Regions from separate parts of the Homo sapiens genome. Here region 2 is linked to region 1. Evidence: chromatin contacts called from ENCODE Hi-C data. All regions are on one chromosome and are shown on one strand. The core of a region is the stretch at or near the end of the contact, and the rest is flanking DNA. Distances in the headings are between cores, read along the strand shown.

The links. A loop is a pair of places that touch in the nucleus more often than their neighbours do. Pooled maps may share reads with other maps.
Region 2: a loop to region 1 is called in a pooled map, with 5 times the contacts of the local background. The contact joins two enhancer-like sites. A Hi-C loop is called at or near these places in 2 of 37 single-sample maps with no recorded cell type and 2 of 50 pooled maps.

Annotation. Positions count from the first base shown.
Region 1 is chr3:47,741,319-47,744,018 of GRCh38, reverse strand. All of the region lies in intron 3 of SMARCC1 (SWI/SNF related BAF chromatin remodeling complex subunit C1), which reads left to right. Among named protein-coding and RNA genes, the nearest start is that of SMARCC1, 39 kb to the left of the region's middle. RefSeq lists an enhancer at 759-898. Within about 2 kb of position 1,265, at least 2 of the 41 ENCODE cell types and tissues checked have a DNase peak (open chromatin) inside an H3K27ac peak, as active enhancers do.
Region 2 is chr3:48,111,255-48,114,034 of GRCh38, reverse strand. No RefSeq gene overlaps it. Among named protein-coding and RNA genes, the nearest start is that of CDC25A, 76 kb to the left of the region's middle. RefSeq lists enhancers at 1-140, 141-642. Within about 2 kb of position 1,399, at least 4 of the 41 ENCODE cell types and tissues checked have a DNase peak (open chromatin) inside an H3K27ac peak, as active enhancers do.

The DNA.
Region 1 (2,700 bases), core at 16-2,515:
AGATGGTTTGTACCCTACTGTTAACTCTGGGTTCCCAGTTGGAACTCTTTTCTGTCCTTGGTTCTTGTTTAGCTTTTATCACAAGTCCTAACCTGGACACTTGAGGATAGAATACCAAAGTGATATGATTTTTCCTAGGTCACATATTGTGGAACTTGCTTTGTGTCTGTAGTTTCTGCACAATGAAATTTTTTTTTTTTTTTTTTGAGACATAGTCTCGCTCTGTCACCCAGGCCGGAGTGCAGTGGTGTAATCTCGGCTCACTGCAACCTCTACCTCCCAGGTTCAAGCAGTTCTCCTGCCTCACCCTCCTGAGTAGCTGGGATTACAGGTGCCTGCCACCACACATGGCTAATTTTTGTATTTTTAGTAGAGACCAGGTTTCTCCATGTTGGCCAGGCTGGTCTTGAACTCCTGACTCAGGTGACCCGCCAGACTCGGCCTCCCAAAATGCTGGGATTACAGGCATGAGTCACCATGCCCGGCCACAGTGAAATATTTTTATCTGAAATCACTTGCAGTAGTTTAGAAAGATACGTGTAATACAGGCCGGGTGCAGTGGCTTGTCTCAAAAAAAAAGGAAGATATATGTAATACAGTTTCCTTAAAATTAAAAGTGGGACTAAAAAAGACGTAAAGGATAGGGTTAGCATTGTCAGGAATAAGAATTTTTCCAAGTCTTTTATGCAGATTGTGCCAGAATTATTTCCTTTCAGGTATAGTTATGTGTCCAGTTTCAGTGTGCACCTTCTCTCATCTCTTGTGCCTCGCACACTTGAAGTGAGTGCATATTTTAGTAACTCCCCACTCTGTTTGGATATCTGAATACTGACCTGTCATTCTTGCCCCATGCCTAACATGCCTCTCAGAACTTTGTCTGTGTTCTTTAATTGAACCTCACAGTCTAGGTTGCATTTCTGGCTTTAGGTCCAAAGTTTGCTGGTTTTGTTATTACGGCAAGCACTATTTTCTTCTTATTTCATTGTGGTTCTGCTTTCTTACTGACTTCTCAGTAGTCTTTGTTTTAGTCTCTAGTGACACGAAGCTCTAATGTCATGCATATGAGGTTGAATGGGAATACCTGGTAATTACTAGCATATTTGTGAAGAGACTGTACAGATTAATATTACAGAATTGGCCAGCTGTGGTGGCTCATGCCTGTAATCCCAGCACTTTGGGAGGCTGAGGTCAGCGGATTGCTTGAGCCCAGGAGTTTGAACCCAGCCCAGGCAATGTGGGAAAACTCAGCCTCTACAAAAAATAGGAAAATTAGCTGGGTGTGGTGGTGCATGCCTATAGTCCCAGCTACTCCGGATGCTGAGGTGGGAGGATCACTTGAGTTCAGGATGTAGAGGCTGCAGTGAACCAAGATTGCACCACTGCACTCCAGCCTGGGTGACAGAGACCCTGTGTCAAAAACAGAAAGAGAGATTACAGAATTGAAATGTTAAGTTTGATCTTTCTGGATGTTTCTAAATAGGTAAAATCAATGAGTGTCTTATTTATGGTTTTTCTCCTGAAGGATAAAACTTTGTATAGAGTTGAAGTATAGTTATATGTAACTGAAGGATAACAAGTTTGACCTATTCATGGAAATCCAAACGGATCTCCCAAAGGAGAGATTAAATACCAAGTTCAATTAAGTAATAGAGAGTTGACTGTTAGTGCCCACATGCCCAGAGATTAGGACGTTGTTTATTTTTTCCTACAGTTCTAAAGAGATTGTTACATGTTTTTTTTTTTTTCTTTTTTGAGACGGAGTCTTGCTCTGTCACCCAGCAGGCTGGAACCCTATCTTGAGAATGTTTATATTAAGTTTTGCTTTCTAATAATACAGATAGATGTTCAAGCTTCAACCCGAAAGAGGAATGCAAATTAGAACTATAATCATTAGGCTGGTGTGGTGGCTCATGCCTGTAAAAGGGCATCAGAAGCAAACTTCTAAAAGGAAAAACAAAAATGCACTGAGCCAAAGGCAAGACAACAATAGAACCAAACAGTTTTGTGGGGAAGTGACAAAAGCTGGCCTCAAATAAGGAGCTTTGTATGATGACAGCAAGCTATAATACCCTGGAGGCCATCCCCACAGGATGGTCTAGTATGCCATACCCCAAAAGGGTGGCAAACATCATAGTGGTGCCAGGTGTGGTAACTCACACCTATAATCTGAGCACTTTGGGAGGCTGAGGCAGAAGAATCACTTAAGTCCAGGAGTTCAAGACTAACCTGGGCAACATAGCAAGACCCCATCTCTATTTTTTAAAATAATAGTAAAATAAATAGATATCCTGGAGGCAATTAGAGCTCTGAAAACAGGTATACAAGTATGAAGAATGAGGGGTGAAGAATTGAAGAATAAGGAAAGGAAAATATATTTGTTATTCATTAAATGGAAGTGTATCGTAAAGATACTCATCCTTGTCTTCACGTTGAGTAGTTGGAGGAGTAAGGGAAAAGAGAAAGGCTGTTCTTGCTTTCTTGGATGGTAGAGGTAGAAGAAAATCCACATATGAATAGACCTCATTTCCAGCCTATGTTGTTTAAGGGTCAAGTTTAGATATTTTGCCATGTATTTATTTCTCAAATAGGATTTTAGAAAGTGTAATAACACTACCATTATTACAGATATGAAAATTAGCAATAATTTTTAATATTAAATCGTTGAGTGTTCAAATTTCCCTTATCTCATAAATGATTTTT
Region 2 (2,780 bases), core at 150-2,649, 370 kb before region 1:
TTTGGGAGGCCGAAGTGGGTGGATCACGAGGTCAGGAGTTCAAGACCAGCCTAGCCAACATGGTGAAACCCTGTCTTTACTAAAAATACAAAAAATTAGCTGGGCATGGTGGCACGTGCCTGTAGCCCCAGCTACTCAGGAGGCTGAGGCACGAGAATAGCTTGAATTTGGGAGGAAGGGGTTCCAGTGAGCTGAGATCGCGCCACTGCACTCCAGCCTGGGCAACAGAGCGAGGCTCTGTCTAAAAAAAAAAAAAAACAAAAAACACACACAGAGGGAACTTCATCATCATGTTACATAAAACTGGCCTGTTTTGGAATTTGGCTATTATCTCTCATTCTTCTGATTTCTCAGAAGGTCAGGTAAACAGCTTGGTTTCTTAACATATAATTTTAGCATGAGTAATTCTATTTTAGTTTTTTCCTTTTTTTTTTTTTTGAGACAGAGTCTCACTTTTGTTGCCCAGGATGGAGTGCAGTGGCGCAGTGTCGGCTCACTGCAACCTCCACCTCCCGGGTTCAAGCAATTCTCCTGTCTCAGCTTCCCGAGTAGCTGGGACTACAGGTGTCCGCCACCATGCCCGGCTAACCTCAGGTGATCCGCCAGCCTCAGCCTCCCAAAGTGATGGGATTACAGACGTTAGCCACCTTGCCCGGCCCATTTTAGTTTTTAGTCTGGTCTTTTGGGGCCTAGTGCAGGAGCTTTGTCCGAAACAATGGCTAACGTAGTGTTTTTATTAGCATCTGAAAGACTCGTGAGGGGAATCTGAGACAGTACATTTGATAAGGCTTCCCGAATTGTCTTTCCCTTTTGCAGCAATATAGTTATTTTAGGGGGCTGGGGTTCCCATTAAAGGGTTCTTGGCAATATTAAGTGAGTGAATATGTCATTTATCCTAAAGCCAGTCCCATATGGCTTGCATATGAAGTATATCAGCTGCTTCATCTGAGTGTTCTATTTGGCATTTGTAGGTGGAGCCAGGCAGTCCCCCTTTGCAGGGTAAACAGACCTTACCATGGCTTTTATCCAGTCCATCAGGCTGGCTGTTCCCTTGGGAATAACCTCCTATGTGTCTGTGTGTCGTAGAGCTATCTGTGATTGTTCCATAGTGAGCTGTGGGTCCTGTATCAACCCAAACATGCTCTTTCACTCTGCAGCACTTCAAACCAAAGATACTGCTCCTAAATTTGTTGCTCTCAAAATCCATTTTAGTAAAGCCTCCTCAGGAGCCTGATGATACCAATCTGCAAAATGAAACGCTTCCTTCATACTATCCCTCTAGTTTTCACAGTATCTTGGTTTTGCTGCTTCCCCGCATTGACTGCCTTTTTGGTAACCACAGGTCTTAGAGGTACTTTCTGTTGTCTCTCTATAATTTTTCCCTTCTGGGGGAGGCTTTGTGGCTTGTGGCCAAAGCTCAGACTAACTGAAAGCTAAACTTAGTCTAGCATCAAGATTGACCCAGAACTCCCTTTTACTTTCATTTTTAGCTATTATATATAACAGTAAACAAGGAATTGAAATTTTGTGTTTTTTTCTTATTAGTTTGCATTTCTTTTTTGTTGTTTTGAGACATGGTCTCATTCTGTCACCCAGGCTGGAGTGCAGTGGTGCAATCTAGGCTCACTTCAATCTCCACCTCCCAGGCTTAAGTGATCCTCCCACCTTAGCCTCCCAAGTAGCTGGGACTACAGGCCCGCACCACCATGCCCAGCTAATTTTTGTATTTTTGTTGTTGTTGTTGTCATTGTTTTGAGACAGAGTTTTGCTCTTGTTGCCCAGGCTGGAGTGCAATGGTGCAATCTCGGCTCACCGCAACCTCCACCTCCTGGGTTCAAGCGATTCTCCTGCCTCAGCCTCCTGAGTACCTGGGATTACAGGCGCATGCCACTACGCCTGGCTAACTTTGTATTTTTAGTAGGGTTGGGGTTTCTCCATGTTGGTCAGGCTAGTCTCAAACTCCTGGCCTCAGGTGATCTGCCTGCTGAAGCCTCCCAAAGTGCTGGGATTACAGGCATGAGCCATCGTGCCCGACCTAATTTTTGTATTTTTATTAGAGACAGGGTTTCACCATGTCACCCAGGCTGGTGTTGAGGAAATCCTGACCTCAAGTGATTCTCCCGCCTCGGCCTCCCAAAGTGCTGGGATTACAGGCGTGAGTCACTGCACCCAGCCTAGTTTGCATTTCTTTATCCATTTGGTAAACCTACTCCCTGGGAGTTGGATCCATCTCTAAATTTTATTGGTAACTTTTACCTTTTGTAACTGATTGTAGCACAGCTGATACTTCGTACCATGGGGGACCACACGGCCACCCAGGAATCAAAAGTTCCTCACCTCCCACCCTTTATCCTTTTTCTTCCCAAACTACATGTTTCCATGAGCAGGGCTGGTGTAGTAAATCCCACTTCTGACACCAAACATGACATTATAGGTGGAGGAACAAAAAAAAACAACCAAGTGATTTTTCCTATTCTCTTACTCAGCAGTCAACAATACTTCTGTGACCAGTGTACGGGAGTTTTTCCCCCCACACCAAGCAAGTAGTCCTTCAGCTGTGGACACCAGCTATATGTCCTCCAATTCAGTTTAATTCTGGCACTATCTACCCAGAGATAGAGTCAGATCCCATATGTTGAAGGTTTAGTATCCTGAATAGCTGGGATTATAGGCATGCACCACCACGCCTGGCTATTTTTCATATTTTCAGTAGAGATGGGGTTTCACCATGTTGACCAGGCTGGTCTCGAACTCCTGACCTCAGGTGATCTACCCTCCTT